2 separate regions of the Homo sapiens genome follow, and region 1 is linked to region 2. The links are chromatin loops, found by intact Hi-C in ENCODE. Cell type or tissue: heart right ventricle. All regions are shown on one strand. Each heading gives the region's core, and the rest is flanking DNA. Links, peaks and the distances in the headings are about the cores only. Region 1 overlaps SOBP (sine oculis binding protein homolog). Region 2 has its middle 130 kb from the start of SCML4.

The links. Peaks named below come from ENCODE experiments on the same cell type or tissue, not always from the same donor. Only the 100,000 strongest peaks of a DNase experiment are listed, where the experiment ranks them.
Region 1: it touches region 2 in a loop (7-fold over the local background); 3 of 110 quality-filtered maps call a loop at or near these places.

Annotation. Positions count from the first base shown.
Region 1 is chr6:107,637,692-107,646,028 of GRCh38, reverse strand. The region is part of intron 6 of SOBP (sine oculis binding protein homolog); the gene reads right to left. Among named protein-coding and RNA genes, the nearest start is that of SOBP, 150 kb to the right of the region's middle. In heart right ventricle, for the core only: no CTCF peak of the experiment used is centred there; a DNase peak (open chromatin) is centred at 4,422; H3K4me3 peaks cover 594 bases; H3K27ac peaks cover 2,341 bases.
Region 2 is chr6:107,693,482-107,701,818 of GRCh38, reverse strand. No RefSeq gene overlaps it. Among named protein-coding and RNA genes, the nearest start is that of SCML4, 130 kb to the left of the region's middle. In heart right ventricle, for the core only: no CTCF peak of the experiment used is centred there; no DNase peak of the experiment used is centred there; H3K27ac peaks cover 1,270 bases.

The sequences.
Region 1 (8,337 bases), core at 169-8,168, 56 kb after region 2:
CACAGTGACGTTGCCCAATGTATTGAGTACAAATTCCCCAAACTCCTGTTCTACCACCTTCCCACTCTCCTCCAGCCTCATGCTTCTCACCCTCTGTGGTCAAGCCCTTTGTTCCAGCCAAGTGAACCGGAAGGTCATCCCTAATACAGCTTGCTCTTTTCTGTGTCTGTGCCCTTTAACATGCTACTTCACCCCTCATTTCTCCACCCCTGATCGCCAGCCCACATCCCTCCTCAGGTTCAGAATTCAGAATTCATCGACCAGAAGGCACTACATCAAGGCAGCTTCATTAGCTGTTCCTCTATGGAGACGCTTTCATTCATGTGATCACTGAATACTTGTGTGCTCATTCTTCCAGCCCCTGTGCTAGGCACTTGGTTACAACAATGAGTGAACTGGACCCGGTCCCTGCTCTTGCGAAGCCTACTGTCTGCAGTGTCACATCAGTTTGCAGGTTCTGCATGTTGCTTGTAAAAGTGACCTTGGCTTTTTTTTTTGTCTCTCAGTAGGTTATTAGTTCTTCAAATCAAGTCAAGGACTCCTGCCACACACCCTCCCCTACTTTTTTTCTTTTCTCTCTTTCCCTCTCTCTCTCTCATCTTTTAATAACACAGACCTGAGCAAAGTCAGCATTAGATATTGTTAGTGCAAAATGGATATGTTTTACCCTCTAGGGAAATAAATGAAGACTATCTCTGAACTATGAATGAGCAAAAGGGGACTGCTTCCCTCTGTTTGGATATGATGAGGAGTTATTAAGTTTCGCAGATTGTAATATATGAATTAAGTATACATTTAGGATTTATAAAATCCAAAAATAGGATTTTAAAAGTTATTATTGCTATGCATAGGCCACACACACACATGCACACACACACACCCAGAGCTAAGACAAAGGACAAGTTGATCACCTGATCGGACAGTGAGAAGTGCTGTCAAAATCAGGATGAGAACCCTGAACCAGTAGCCCTCATCTTCATTTGCAAGGTTATAATGTTTTTCCACCAAAAATTTTTCATAGTCTTTCAATCAATATTTAAGGTCCATGTTGCCTAAACCTTGGGGATTATGAAAATAGCCACTAAGTCCCATGTTTATGATGCCATCTTATTTAATGGGAGGATTGAAGAGATCTGCATGTATTTTTGGTTTGGCAAATCTTAGAATTATTTTTTCAACATTTGGGTTTGGATAAAACCAAAACTTATTTTGCCAAGCACTTTGGCCTTAATTTTCAAACCCATGTGTATTTTAAAAGAAATTTGATCTATGTGTTTCTGACTCATTTACACTTAACTCATGAGAATGCTGTTTGGTAAGAGCTATTAGATGTCCAAGCAAGTTTATGAGCCTTTTAAAGCCTTCTTTTCCCCATTCTTACCAGAAAGTTGTATTTTGCCAGCCATAAAAGAGTGTGAGCCCCAGGGGCCTGTGATCACTTTGAAATTTATAACCTCCAAAGCTTAAATGGATTCTGCGTTTGGAAAAAGGGTTTCCCCCTCCTCTTTTTCATATTAAGTGCACAAACAGGCTACCTATGATAAAGACAGGATCCTATGTCTTAGCTTCCAAGATGGCTGAAGGCAAATAGTAAAGAATTCAATCCAACCACCAATAAATTGTCCCTAAGACATTTCAGAGGAACAATATGACACTTTAAGTTCATGTGGACACAGACTGAGATCCAACACTCTAATGGGAAGTTTTTTGTTTGTTTTTTGTTTTGAGATGGAGTCTCACTGTGTCGCCCAGGCTGGAGTGCAGTGGCACGAATTCGGCTCACTGCAACCTCTGTCTCTCAGGTTCAAGCTGTTCTCATGCCTCAGCCTCCCAAGTAGCTGGGACTACAGCCATGCGCCATCATGTCCAGCTAATTTTTTATATTTTTAGTAGAGACAGGGTTTCCCCATGTTGGCCAGGCTGGTCTTGAACTCCTGACCTAAGTCTGATCCACCCGCCTTGGCCTCCCAATGTGCTGGGATTACAGGAGTGAGCCACCACGCTCACGTGTGGGACTCAATACGGTTCAGGTTAGAACACTTTAGCTTTTGAGTGCTGGGGAATTTCTTTGTTTTAAATCACAGACAACCAATCTTGTTTATGATTTTTTAATACATTTAAAAAATAATAAAATAAGCTGATTCTACTAAAAATGACATTTGAATTAAAACCAGAAAAGCAAGAAGAATGTGAATGCATGCTGCAGCAACTTCATCTTGTATCTTCTATAATGATGCTCAGATACTACTCAATTATAGTATTCTAGTGGGAGAAAGCTTTTGGGTAAATTACTTAAAAATGGCTTATAAAGGCTGGGCATGGTGGCTCATACCTGTAATCCCAGCACTTTGGGAGGCCTAGACAGGTGGATGATGAGGTCAAGAGATGGAGACCATCCTAGCCAACAGGGTGAAACCCCATCTCTACTAAAAATACAAAAAAAAATTAGCTGGACATGGTGGTGCGCGCCTGTAATCCCAGCTACTTGGGAGGCTGAGGCAGGAGAATTGCTTGAACCCAGAAGGCAGAGGTTATAGTGGGCCGAGATCGCGTCACTGCACTCCAGCCGGGCAACAGAGTGAAACTCCATCTCAGAAAAAAATAAAAATAAATAAATAAATAAAAGCTTATAAATATTTAAAGTATGAGCATCTAACACATTATAAGGACAAAGTTTTACATGTAACCACATGTGCTCCAAATATCTTGAAATTACTCTAAATACGGGTTTAAAATATCAAAAGAGCTTGTTGATGGGATGCAGAGCTTTGCAGAGAAACTTAAACCTGATCATTCTTGCTCCCACAACACCCAAGCTGCACAGTTTTTAAAGTGTGTGTGTGTAGATTTCTTTAGAAAAAGATCACGTTACAGTCTGAATTTCTAAAACAAGAGTTGAAGGATGAAATATAGGGTTTCCCCTTCTCTCTCCAAATGCCGTTTAGCCACTTTGCTTCTAGATAATTTGTTATTGTAGGTTGGTTCAAATTTAAGACAGTAACATTTTAGAAACACTTGCAGAACTAAGCCAGCTGCAAGGAGGATATCATTACAAATTGAGACACATGTTGTATGGGAATACCATTCATTTTCAATACCAAAAACATATCTGGGGAAATAAGCCATGCAAATGAGGGAAAGATCTACTTTTTAGTTGTATTTTTTTGGATGTTAGGTCAATGTTCCATATCAAATGAATTCATGAAGCGTTTCTCCCTTTTGTTCTTTAAATACTATCAGTCACATTCTTACTTCCCTTTTTACCCAAAACAAAACACAGCTTACTATATCAAAGACAGACAACAAACCAGAGGTTCAGAGGGGAAAATGATGAGACAACTAGTGCTGGTGCAGCCAAATATCTGGATGGGAATGAGGCTGGGAGCACTGGAAGCTTTGATTTGCCCCAGCCCTGACCCCTTGGCTACCTGGAAAGCCAGGTCTGCTCTGCCCCCATCTCTCTACTCAGGGCTGTACATCTGGACCACACAGTACAATTGCACAAGCATTTTTTGCTTATGATCATTAATTCAGTCCAAGGAGTGGCAGAGTTAGGTAACTTGACTGATTTCCAATTTTAAACTATGTAGTACACTTGGGACTATTTTAAAGCATTAGAGAATAATTCCAAGTTTTTGTTATTGTCATTTTCTTTTGCTCCAGTCATTTTTCACTAGAATCTTTTCGATGACCCTTGAAATAAGTTTTGTGCATGTGTGTGTACTTCCCCTCCCTGTTGATGGTCTCATGTTCCCAATCCTGACCCCACCCTATTTTTTTTTTCTGTGCTGTGGAAATCCACAAATCTGGAGAAGAACTCTCTGCAGTTAGTATTCAGAGCTGGTGTCTGAAATGGCATTTACCCCATTTCCTTGAGAATGGGACCCTGTTAAACGATGCCAGTGCTAAATTGTTTATTTTCTAAAGCTAATTTCTTTCTTTCTCTGAATGAATTTCGTTTATGCCCTTTGAGGCCCTAAGAAAAAGTTTACACATGCAGAATGCATTGCCTTAACATCCATCCACATAGAAAGTGCTATGCACTTAAAACGGCAACGGAAGGATACAAAATAAGTTGTGCAGGACACGGTAAGAGAAAACAGCATGGCCACCCCCGTCCCTTTGGCACGATCTCTTAGACAGGAAAGTCTGGAAAAGGCGGGGCGTTCGGGTGAGGGTAAGTGTTCCACAACATGAGGTAAGTGTTCCACGGTGCAGCGTATTTTGGTCCTCAGACATCTCTGCCCCTCTGCAGCACTTGTCTGCATGAAGGTAGGTGTAAATGATTGAACATGGTGCACAGGCAGCAGCTTAGGCTGGCAAGGGAGTGACTCATTGGAAACCAGTCAGGGAACTGATTTCCAGTGCCCTCCTGGGCAACGGCTGGTTAATAGCTGGCCGAACGCGTCTCTTTCCAAGTGCAGTCTCTCCAAGTAAAGAGGCATACTGGGGAGCTAGGGAGCATTGGCAGCGCTCCCAGACACTGCCACATCAATGCCCTGGTGTTCACCGACCTGTCCACCTCTCTGACTCTGGCCATTCTGCTTTCTTGGCCTCAGTGGCAGAGTAGAAGATCTTTCCACAGAAGAACAGTGTCTCCCTGTATCGTACAAATTTTGAAGGTCCAAGTGCTGGGGAAGTATCTAGCTTATTTCTTTTCTTGCTTCTCTTTTCTTCTTTCATCACAGGCCCTTGTGGGAAATGGTAACTTGAAGAAAAGTCTGTAACCTTTTGCATTGTGTCACTAAGGCAATCTTATTGAGGCAAGTGCTACATGATGTAGCTCCAACTTTGATTCTGCAATATTAGGCCCACAGCAGAAATTGCCAAACAATATATTCTAAGTTTTAAGAGAAACTTTCCATTAATTCAGCTTCCTCAGAGAAACAAGAAAAATTTCAACTCAGATATTGCTCCATAATAAGGTAAGATAATCCTTCAGAGATATAGAGCATACTTTTTCTGGAGCCAAAATCTATGGACGTCTTCTCCCATGAAAATGCCTCTGTGCATAGGCACATAAAACTTTCCATGAAATTTCAGGGGGAGTTGCTGAAGGCCATCCAGGGACGAGTCCAGGGGGCCAGGAGACCAGCTTTAGGGAGCTGCCATATGGATCTGGAGACAGAGCCAGGACCAGTGCTGCACTAGCATGACCCTGAGTGGGTGCCTCCTCAAAGTCTCTGCCCTAAGCCCTTCCTTTGCTTCACTCTAGTCCCAGTCCTGCTGAAGATGGAAGGTTATGGGTACATCTGAAAGTAATAAATATCCAGTCACAGATGTCATTTCATATTCCATCATAACCTGATTGACATCATATATAAAAGTTGGATGCTTGTACATTAAAACCTTCCCTCCAAGTCCCTGGTCATAAGGGTTAACATGGTCCCAGCAGCATTGAATTGGGACATATCTCAGGCCAATCTTGACACCATTCATTCCAGAAAACTTTCCTCTACAAGTCTGAAATGATCACAGGAAGCACACTCCCAGGTCCTCCCACTCACATGTGTCCATGACACAGACCTGGTGTCTTCTTTCTGGCTCTCTGAAGTACCTCTACCTAGAACTATATGTGCCAACTGCATCCCAACAGACAAGCTAACCCTTAACTTAGGGACTGTCACCAATTAATATTCCCAATAGTCAAGTACTGGACCATTAGATAGCACAAGTCTGACACAGGATCCGAGCACATCCCATTCATACTGATTTCCTTTTGTCACTCTCAGTTTTCCTTCTTTTCCTTGTTTTAAAAGTAGGCACCTATAGTATTGTTTCGAATGTATGGACTGACTTCCCAACCTCCTCCCAGACAGCCTCCTCTCTTGAACTTCTCAGTTTGAGAAACTAAATTGGCAAAAAACTTTTTGGGACCTCCACCCTTTTGGCTTCCCCAATGAAGTGAACTCCTTGCCTTGGAACAGTTGTTTCTAGGACTGTGGCTCCATGACCAGACTAATAATTAAACTCCAAAAAGCCAAACTACAGGTGCCTCCTCCAGCTTTCCCTGAGAAAATAAGATGTCAAGTCCCCCCTGCTGAGCCTGGAGTAGTATCATGGAATTGGGACCAGGAAAAAGGGTCTTATATTTTCTTTCTGGTTTTTGAAACTTAGAAATTTGGGAGCCACAAAGGTGGAAAAGTGAGATGAAAGGGTTACTCCTTGTACACATTTTTTCCATTGATTATTTTACTTAAAGAGTCTATGTCATTTCCCTGGAAAACTGAGGAGGGGGAATATTTTCTTTTGAATATCTTCAAACATTTGCAAATGGTTACTCTGAACTCCCCAATGTACCATAAACAAGTGTAAACTGTAGAAATTCAGAAAATGTACAAATACAAACAGCTATCCCTCAAGCTCCTAGGCAAAGACAAAGAAGGGAGTATTCCATTTATAAATGGAATTCTTTGTGGATAGAATAGTTCGGAAAATGTTTATACATTGTTTTCCTTATTATTCGGGGGGATATTTTTTCCAGCTTACAGAAGCTGCAGAACTGGCATTTGGAGTCTTAAAAGTTGAAGATCAAAGGAAGTTTACAACCTTTTAAAATCTTCAACTAAACTTAATTAGTTCTGCATCTGGGGAAAATAGTTGTCCACTGAAATCATTTGTAATCATATCAACACACAAGAATGCATAAAGGCAGGTAACCAGGAACAGAATAATTTCCAAATGGGGAAAAAAAAACCCTATAATTTACAAAGAACTAGCAAATAAGACTTCCTTGAAGACAACTGTAGCTGCCTCGGTTGCTAATTTCTAGATACTTTGGTCTGCTTTTGATCTATTTTAAATGATTTTTTTAAACAGTACTACAGACTGGGAGCGGCGGCTCACACCTGTAATCCCAACACTTTGGGAGACCAAGGTGGGCAGATCACTTGAGGTCAGGAGTTTGAGACCAGCCTAGCTAACATGGTGAAACCCCATCTCTACCAAAAATATAAAAAATAGCTGGGCATGGTGGCATGTGCCTGTAATCCCAGCTGCTCAGGAGGCTGAGGCAGGAGAATTGCTTCAACCCCGGAGGCAGAGGTTGCAGTGAGCCCAGATTGTGCCACTGCACTCCAGCCTGGGCAACAGACCAAGACTGTCTCAAAAAAATAATAAATAAAATAAAATAAAAATAATAAAATAGTACTACAGTATGAAAAAGGCAGACATAGTGAGAAGAATGAAGAGCTGACTGAAGTTATTGACAGATTATCCTATATAATATATAATGAATATATATGAGAAATAATATATAATGAATCACCAACAAGCACACGGAGAAATCATTCACCTGCACCTCACCCACCACATCTCAGCCTGAGTTTTGCTTTTGGTTTGTAACACTTTCCACTTTGGCTTTTAACTTGTCACCAGTGTTCAGCATCAGGGCACAAAAGCCATACGGTCCTTTATTTAGTGGATACACTTCCAATTTCCCCAACCATATGAACGGTCTGGGTTTCTGAAGGCATAGAAGAAAAACAGCACCACATGTGCACAAAAAAACAGGAAGGGGCCTGGGCACGTTGGCTCACACCTGTAATCCCAGCACTTTGGGAGGCCGAGGTGGGTGGATCACCTGAGGTCAGGAGTTCGAGACCAGCCTGGCCAACATGGCAAAACCCTGTCTCTACTAAAAATACAAAGATTAGCTGGGCATCGTGGCGCGTGGCTATAACCCCAGCTACTCAGGAGGCTGAGGCAGGAGAATCACTTGAACCCAGGCAGCCGAGGTTGCAGTGAGCCAAGGTCGCGCCACTGCGCTCCAGCCTGGGTGACAGATTGAGACTCTGTCTCAAAAAATAATAAATAACTAAATAAATAAATAAAACAAACCAGGAAGGGCCAGAGAATGTGAGTAAATTGTGGCAGGTTGAGACTGTGCTGTGAGGTGACACGGAACTTCTGAGGGCAAGAGGAAATGTGATTTAGTGGAGGAGAGGTGGTTTTTCCCCCATCTTAAATCACTTGCCTTGTCACCCTTTCGTAGCTGACAAAGCCTGAGTATTTCTGTATTTCTGATTTTAAAGAAAAGCTGTAATTTCTTGGGGGACCCATCATTGAAAGAACTCTTCAATCTCAAGAGGTAGTGGGCAATTTCATCACCACATCTTCTGAAATTGGCTGGAGCCAGGTTGATATTTTTAATGATTCTGGTCCACATACAAGACTGATTCTTTATTCAGAAACATATATCATCCAAATAGCCATCGTGTATTTTATGTTTTTATGTTATTTTGGTCCCAAGCTACTCATATGTTAGTGTCACTATTCTTGACCTGGTCACTTCTCACTCCAATGATGGTATAATAGTAAAATCTCTCACCCTCCCAT
Region 2 (8,337 bases), core at 78-8,077:
TGTGTGTGTGTGTGCCTGTGTTCATGTTCCAAACATTTCCAATTACACTTGTCTGTTAAACACTTGAAAGAAAAAATCAAGAGACAATTCTATTGCCTAAGGCCTTTTAAATATTTCATGAATCACATTATTCCCTGTGCGAAGACTTTAGGTGAAAGCTGTGGGTCTTGTCTGTGTGTGTGTGTGTGTGTGTGTGTGTGTGTGTGTGTGTTTCCTGACACTGTAGCTGGAAGAGCCTTAGGAAGTGAGTGCTTGGGAGTATATGAGCCATTGCCTTTGCTTGGTTTGCAATATGGAGGCAGAACCCACTGTGGTCTGGTTGCTACTACTAAGTGTCCCCTCTTAGGCTACTAGGGTGTGCCCTGGAGGCAGCTGGGTGACCAGGGCTGTTCTGGGGCTCTAGGCCTGCCCCCTCAGGAGGATGATTGTATGTGCCAAGCCTGGGCTCCAGGTGACTCTCGGGAGACACATTGCCGGGGAGCCCACGGAAGGGAACAATTGTCTTGCGGGCGTTTAGCACCTACCAGAGAGTACACCAGACTCCCACCATTTCCCTGCAGCAGGGCTGCTACCAACTATATTAAATACATTGGGAAGGAATATGGGACTAGGGCCGGTTTACTGCAGAAGAAACCAGTGAGAAAGGGAGGCCTACACCATAAGTTTCTTAGGAAAACAATGAAAGCAGCAATTCTAACAGCCCCAACCCTTCACGCTGCAATAACCTATTTTTGTATCTATGTGCCGTATGGAATATTTCTTATTTTTTTAATTAAAATTCTTTTTAAATTATTTTTGAGATGGTTTTAGGAGAATTTTCTCAAATCTCTGAAGATAATTGGAGATGCCCATAGGTGACCAGGGACTCAAATGTAGTCATTGTCAGAAGGTCTCAAAAGATGGAAATATTCTGCTCTCATTCTAAAGAAACAACCAGGTTTACATATATGTAAGTGGTTGGCAGGCACTGTCTGACCTCTGCTCTGAAGGGGCCACTTCTCAGCTCTTCTCCACTGGGGAGAGAGGGGAAGGGGATTGGACTCACTTTTTTTTAAAACCTCGGATAACAAGACATGGGATTGTGAAGGAGTAGGTGATTTTTTTAAAAACTGCAATTTTTTTTTTAAGGAGAGGGCTGCAAACCTGTCCATGGGGCTGATTTTTTTTAGTTTTGTTTTTGGTTTTTTTTGGTCATAAACACTCCAAGAACTGAGCACCTGCCAGGCTCTCCTGTTGCCTTGCCATGTGCCCCTATCCCTCCCCTGTGGCAAGAGAGGACCACACTAAGAACCCTGGGGATGGTCCAGCAGACGGTCAGACATCCAGGGGAACAAACCTCCCTGTTTCCATTCTGTGATGTCAAACCCAGCTGCATCACCCCCATCCACCCGCAGGCAGCTTCTGTGTGTTCCGCCCTGCTCCTGCAGGTAGAGCGCTGGGCACCTCAGCTTCTGGGGTATCATCCACTCCAATGGTTGTCCTAATCCAAGATGATCCCTGCACAGAAAATTAGAAGCTGGATTTTTGGAAATCTAGCATTTGCTTGAAAGAGAATGGCTGTTATTTACTGCCACCAGTTAAGGATCATGAAAACATGTCTGCTAACAATGGACTTTGTGTAATTGTTCTAATGCTAATAAGCAACTGCTGGGACACTTCCCGTGGTAAATTCCTTTGTGGTTTCGGTGGTCTTATCACACATGGGCCTCACCAAGATGCTGGGCTGGAGAGAACGCTCACTGTGACTCTCCCAGGCTTCATGAAATTCCCCCGACTTAGAAGCAGTTCTGGGCAAAAACACACTGTTAGAGGAGGATTTGCTTTCTTCACGGTGCTTTCGCAAGTGAGGCCTCAGATCTGCGCTCTTCAAATCCTACATAAAGAGCCCAGAGGTTCTCCCCATGCTCAGCACTGGGCTCGCTTTCCTGCAGAGGAAACGATGGCAGGTAGAGCTTAAGAATGACGTTCTCCCCCAGGTCGGCCGAGAGTGCTGTGCCATGAATTGATAGTGGCAGGACGAGAATAGTAGAGACACGGGTGATTAAACAGTGATGCCAGACAGTGTGGGGACAGCAGCATCTTTCCATTTGAAGGGTCTACATATACCACACAGACCACCTATACCTCAGCTGTCTTCCCACCCTACCCTGCTCTGGGGCTTGACCACGTGGTCTGAGCCTTAGAGTCAGTTCCATGCACTAGGCGCTTGCACAGGCCAACAGCAACCTCTTCCATTGGCTCCAACTTTAGAATACACCCGAAGCCTTGCTTCTCCAAACAGCTCATTGTGAAATAACAGCGCCTCACTAGGTGTCGCTTTACAGCAATGATGTATGACTGAAGGCTACCTCTATCATAAATGTAGCATCCTCAACTACATTCTTTTCAAAGTGTTCTTGGAAACCCATCATCATCCCTTGAGGGTGGATTTTTTTTCTTTTTGGAGAAAGCCAAAGCCACTGGGCTCATGCCTGGTGCATGACATGGGTAATCAGTTTCAGGTTTCAAATCATGTGTTTTCACACACATTCGTTTGTCTTTTCCTTGCGTGTTTCCTTACTTGGTACAAATAGTTTGAACAATAACAGCCACAATTCACTGGTTAACTTAAATATATTAGGCAGGTGTTAGAATAAGGAGCTGCAATGTACGGACTACTTTGAAGGACAACAGTATTTGGATGTATAACGTTCAACATATTCATTTTAAAGTAATGTTACTGCTATATCCTTAGGCACGGTAAGCTGAGGATATTGTGAGTGTTCGCAAATATACAGAGACCACCCTCACATGTAGAACCGTAGAATCCTAGAGTTGGGGAAAAGAGGTCTTGGGGGACATCTGGACGGCTCCCCTCCAGAGTAGAACCTTCTCCCCCGTGGGTTCCACATTGCTCTGTGGGGGGCAGAGCATGGTACGGTGTGCAAGAAACAAGCTCTCCAAGTCACCTCCCCCCATACCTCCATCTCCTTATCTGGAAAAGGAGGGGAGTCATCCACATGACCTTTGAAAGCATTTCCAGCTCAGTTACTTTGGCCAAGGCCAGTGGGGCTGTGCTGCCGTAATGGTTATGGGCTGTTGGCTCATCTCTTTTGTTTCATGGCTGCTGGCTCCTGCCTCTCCTCCTTTGCAACCTCATCTAGATATTTTTTGATCCTCTTCCCTCATGAGCCCAGAACTTCTCAAGGCCATGTAAGCACCACTTGACCATTCTTTCCCACTCGTTTTTTACTTCTCATTCTATTCTTTCTTCCTGCCTCCATGTTTTTTTGCTGGTTTGTTTTCTTTTCTGTCTTTCTTCATTCCACTAGCTCAAATGCCTTGGGGATGGAGACGGGGTAGAGAAAGAAATAAGAATAAGCCAACTCTGTCCTCCCAGGCCCAGCAGTTCTGACCTCTGCCCAGCTGTCACCCACCCACAGCATTCCTTGACTCTGCCCCACTTCCTGTCCAATCTCCACTTGTTCTATTTCTCAAGGTCTAGCCCTCTCAGCTCGATGCCTGAGGTTGGGAATGAGAGTCTCTGCCCTTCTGAATGTTTCATCCTGTGACTCACCCTGATGTACCACCGAGAGGCCTCTTGAATCTTCATCAAGCACAATGCCCTTCTCACTAGCTGTCCCTCTTCATTCAGCCCTGAAGGTTAAGTGACCTGGTGCCAATTCGATGTACCTCTTGAGAATCACAAGCTGCTTCTCCCACCGTCCTGCAACATGCACGGAGTCACTCTGCAATCCAGCAGCAATTCAGATAATGCCAAAGTTCTTTATAGAACACAGAACGTTGTCCAGACCCAGTTAGCACTGACTGTACAGCCTCATGACCAAAGCCGGGCCAGAGCCTTGTGTGTAAGTGAGGAGGGTCCAGCCAGCATGAAAAATGAAGGACAATGAACTACATCGGAAGTATTTCTGGGGTGAGGTATTGTTTTTGGACATTTATAAGACTACTGAGACGTATGCAATATTAAGTGGCTTGTGTCTGAGTAGGGAAAGATGATGACATATTTCCCAAAAGAAAATGTGGTTTAGAGGGAGGAGAAAGGCAGCACAGCTCTGGAAAAAAAATGTTTCCATTCCTGGCCTTTCTACAGCACAATTGCACACCTCGAGGTCTTTCTAGAAGTCAAACATGTTTCCTCCTCAGGAACTGAAAGTATTTCTGTCCAAGTGTGAGAGACTTTGAGGGAGTTTGATTTCTTTTATTATTCATTGTGTTCTAAGCCATAATATTTAATTTTCTGTCATCTTCTAGCTATATCTTTGATCACTTGGGGATTTAAATAGAAGAACTCCTCTCATTTTATCCTCAAGAAAATATGAAATATCATTTGCTTTATAGAGCAAATATTTCCATGTTACAGATATCTGTTGATTAGATTATTTCTCTACTGTATATACCTAGAAGTAATTTCATTAACATAAAAATTTTATACTTTAAATACATTTGTGGATAAATTTGCTTTTCATTCTATTCACATGCAAGAAAACTAAACTGATTGAATAAAATCATTTTATCATAATTGTCTTGCTGCTATTTTTTTTTCACTAACAGTGAAAACTTTGTGTTAATGAAGTATGACTGTAACACCATGAATCTTCTCCCTTCATGGGGCCAAAAGGTGTGTTTTACTAGCTACGCTAGGCTGTCATTATCCAACAAGACTCCTGCTAACAAATGAGGGCCCATGAGTTAGTGAAATCCATGTTCCCTAAGCTTGTGAGGTAGAATGACGATGACCGAAATGTTATGTCTTTGGTTTTGTAAGTTGATGGGCTTATTTTCAGAATCTTTCTTTCAACTCAGCCTTAGTTAATCTCATGTTTCCACCTGTTTATGCTACTTCCGTACCCCATATACCCACTCGGGAGGCTTCCCGATCTCGCCGCATCTGGGAGAGCGGCAGCTGCACCTTTTCCCTGGTAAAACGTCTTACTTTACTCGCACACTGCATGAAACAGCCAGAAACCAAGGGTGCAAATAGGTCATCTCCTTATCCTGGGAAGATAAAAACAGGGTTGACTACCTTCCCTCTTCTCTACTGAGACAGTATTTCCTCCCTTCTAATTAAGGATTTTTAGAGGGGGTGTGCGTGCATGTTCATGTGTATTTCGATTGGGTTTGCAAACTTAAGAGAAAGGTCATTAGTGAAAGTTTGCACATCATTTGCTTGTGCTGAGGCACGTGTGCAAGAAGGACTCGGCGTATGTACTGCAGATATTCTAATTGTATGAAAATTCATTGTGCTTTCATTTCTTATGAACGTAATGGAATCTTGGAACATTAGTTCAACTCCATCTTTTACTTGGAAGTGCTCGGGGAGACAGAAACTTTCAGCTTAGGAAGTGGTGTAATTTTAGGTCCTAGCTTCTTTACAAAACAAAACAAAACCAGTGGATCTAATTTTGCAGACTAGACATTAGTGAATATAGCTCATTGTAATGGTGAGTGGCATTTACATTGGAGAGAGACAGCGGTAAAACCTGTTACCTGAGGAAACAGCCTCTCCTTAATCTTTGCTCTTTGCAAGCATGCTGAAATCAGTGTTTCCTAATACTGGGACAATCCTTTCACCTCAAAGTGTTCCTATGTAATTGTGTTACATAATGGGAAATTGTAATAGGCAATTTGGTTCTGTAATTTAGTTTGCAAAGCATGCAAACATAAGATAACTAGGTTAAATGCAAATTGGCATTACACTAAGGTACCGAGATAGGAAAAAAAATATGCTGTGTCTATAACTTAGAAACAACATGAATTTTATTCCCCATGCGCCTCAAAATGTAGAGTTTATTAAAGTTATTTATCCTCTAGTTTAATTTCATCACATACTGTGCATACAGATACATTATCTGAGTATGAACCCACGTGTATTCTTACTGCATATATTTACAGATCTCTCATTTGTCATAAGCAGGCTGTAAGTGTAGCGTGTTACTTAGGAGTGAGTTGGATGTACTTATTTTTATCATATACAGTGTTTTCATAAATTGACCATTATATATAAGACACTACATCAAAATGTGCTTTGAATCTTTCAAAGCCTGTTATTGTTTGTAACTTTTGCAGGAGGGCTATTAGTTCATTATTTAGAGGTCAATTTTTCTGTTTTTAATGTATTCTCTTAAACAGTGATTGGTATGTACACCACAGTCAGGTATGTACAATTTAATTAAACAACCACTACTGGCCTTAATGATTTTAATAGTTTGAGGTGGTTTTTGTTTGTTTGTTTTCATTTTTGATACAGCTTTTTTTTCTAGTACAGTGCATCATGGGCCTGTGTATGATTCAGTGAGATTTCTAAATCTTAAGATTTCAACACAATGTAGTACTTTCTGTTCATGCTGTAAAAAGTATTTCTGTATTTTAAATAAAGAATAAAATTTATGTGAGCCTGTATATATTTTATCTGATCAACTTTTCTATGTTGATTACTATTTCATTAGGACTGGTTCCCACAGGTAGAGAGCAAGGATAAGCCTTTTCAAGGTGGTCCTTAGACTACTGAAGCCACAAGGGCTGATTCACTGCTGCCTGGAAGGCCCCTGTCACCTGGAGACCTGCTGCACTTCAGGGCAGCCAGCTCAGCTCCCACACTGGCTCAGGAGAGACTTTTTTTTTTTTTTTTTTTTTTTTTGAGACAGGGACTCACTCTGTCGCCCCGGCTGGAGTGCAGTGGTGCAAACACAGCTCCCTGTGGCTTCAACCTCCTGGGCTCAAGGAATCCTTGTGCCTCAGCCTCCCAAGTAGCTAGGACTATAGGTGCACACCACCACGCCTGGCTAAGCTGTGTATTTTTTGTAGAGACAAGGTTTCGCCATGTTGCCCAAGCTGGTCTTGAACTCCTGGTTTCCAGCAATCTGCCCTCCTCAGCTTCCCAGAGTGCTGGGATTACAGGTGCGAGACACTGCACTCGGCCTGGAGAGACTTATTACAGGAGGCCAGGGTTCTCTAAGAAGCTTACTCTGTCCCCCTGACCTTCCTATGACCACAAAGGGGCGGTCTGGTGCAGGGAAGAAATGTGAGATTTGATCAGAGTCCCCAGAGGAGTGTCCACCCAGGGTCATCTTGGGCCAGTCTCTCCTCTAGGGTCTCTGATATGGTTTAGAACTGTGTCCCCACTAAATCTTATGTTGAAATGTAATCCCCAGTGTAGGAGGTAGGCTCTGGTGGGAAGTGTTTGGGTCATGGGGGTGGATCCTTCATGAATGGATTAGCACCATCCCCTTAGCTATGAGTGAGTTCACACAAGATCTGATTGCTTAAAAGTGTGTGGCACCTCCCACCCTCTCTTGCTCCTGCTCCTGCCGTGTGATGTGCAAGCTCCCTCTTTATCTTCTGCCAAGAGTAGAAGCTCCCTGAGGCCTCCCCAGAAGCTGAGCAGATGTCAGCGCCATGCTTCTTGTACAGCCTGCAGAACAGTGAGCAAATTAGACCTGTTTTCTTCATAAATGACCCAGTCTTGGGTATTTCTTTATACCAATGCAAGAATGGTTAACACAGTCTCCTTCTTGGTCAGTAATCAGAGACAAAAGGGCCTCCCTTCTCTGTTAGTGAGAGGATTAAAATAAATTACAGTGCTTGTCAAAGGCCCTCAGACAGTGTCTGCAGAATCTGGAGTCCTACTGCAGGGGAGTCTACTCCTGTCGGTTGGTTGTGGCTCTAGTTTGAGGATCATGATTCCTTCTGGATTTTGATCCAACCCCAACCCTGACCTGCCAATTTCCTACCCAGAGGCCTCTACCCTGTCCTAATGCTTAGCAATGATCATTGGCAAAGGCAACGTGGTTCTCAATGAAAGCAATTCAGGGGGTTAAAGGAGGTAATCCTCCCATATCAGTGTCCTCTATGGCTGGGTGAGGCCAGCAAGGAAGGCCAGACTTAGGGAGTGTTGGGGTGCAGGCCTCCAAAGCCTTCTCTCATCATCTGCCCTTGGTTTGCTTACAACTTAACAGACTAAAAATTTTAATCTTGCTACTTGCCCCGCCTTGAACAAAACGATTTCCAAGCTCATATCCATCCTCTCTCCCCCAGCACGGGTCCACACTGAATGACCTCTCTCATACATCCAAGAAGTCTAAGTCTCTGAGCCAACACAAGAAAATACACCTACAAGTGCCCTCTCTCACCCAGATTTAAGGGTGCCTTCTCTGAGACTGCTCTCCTCCAATATTTAGACACAAGCTCTCAAAACCCAGCTTCTTTTACTAGTTTTTTCTCATTATAGTTGTACAAACAATAGTATCCTACCTATAAATGATCCAGGCAAGGAAGAAATCCTGACATAAATGTTATTTTTTCTGTCAAATCTGAACACCGATTTGGCCACCTGAA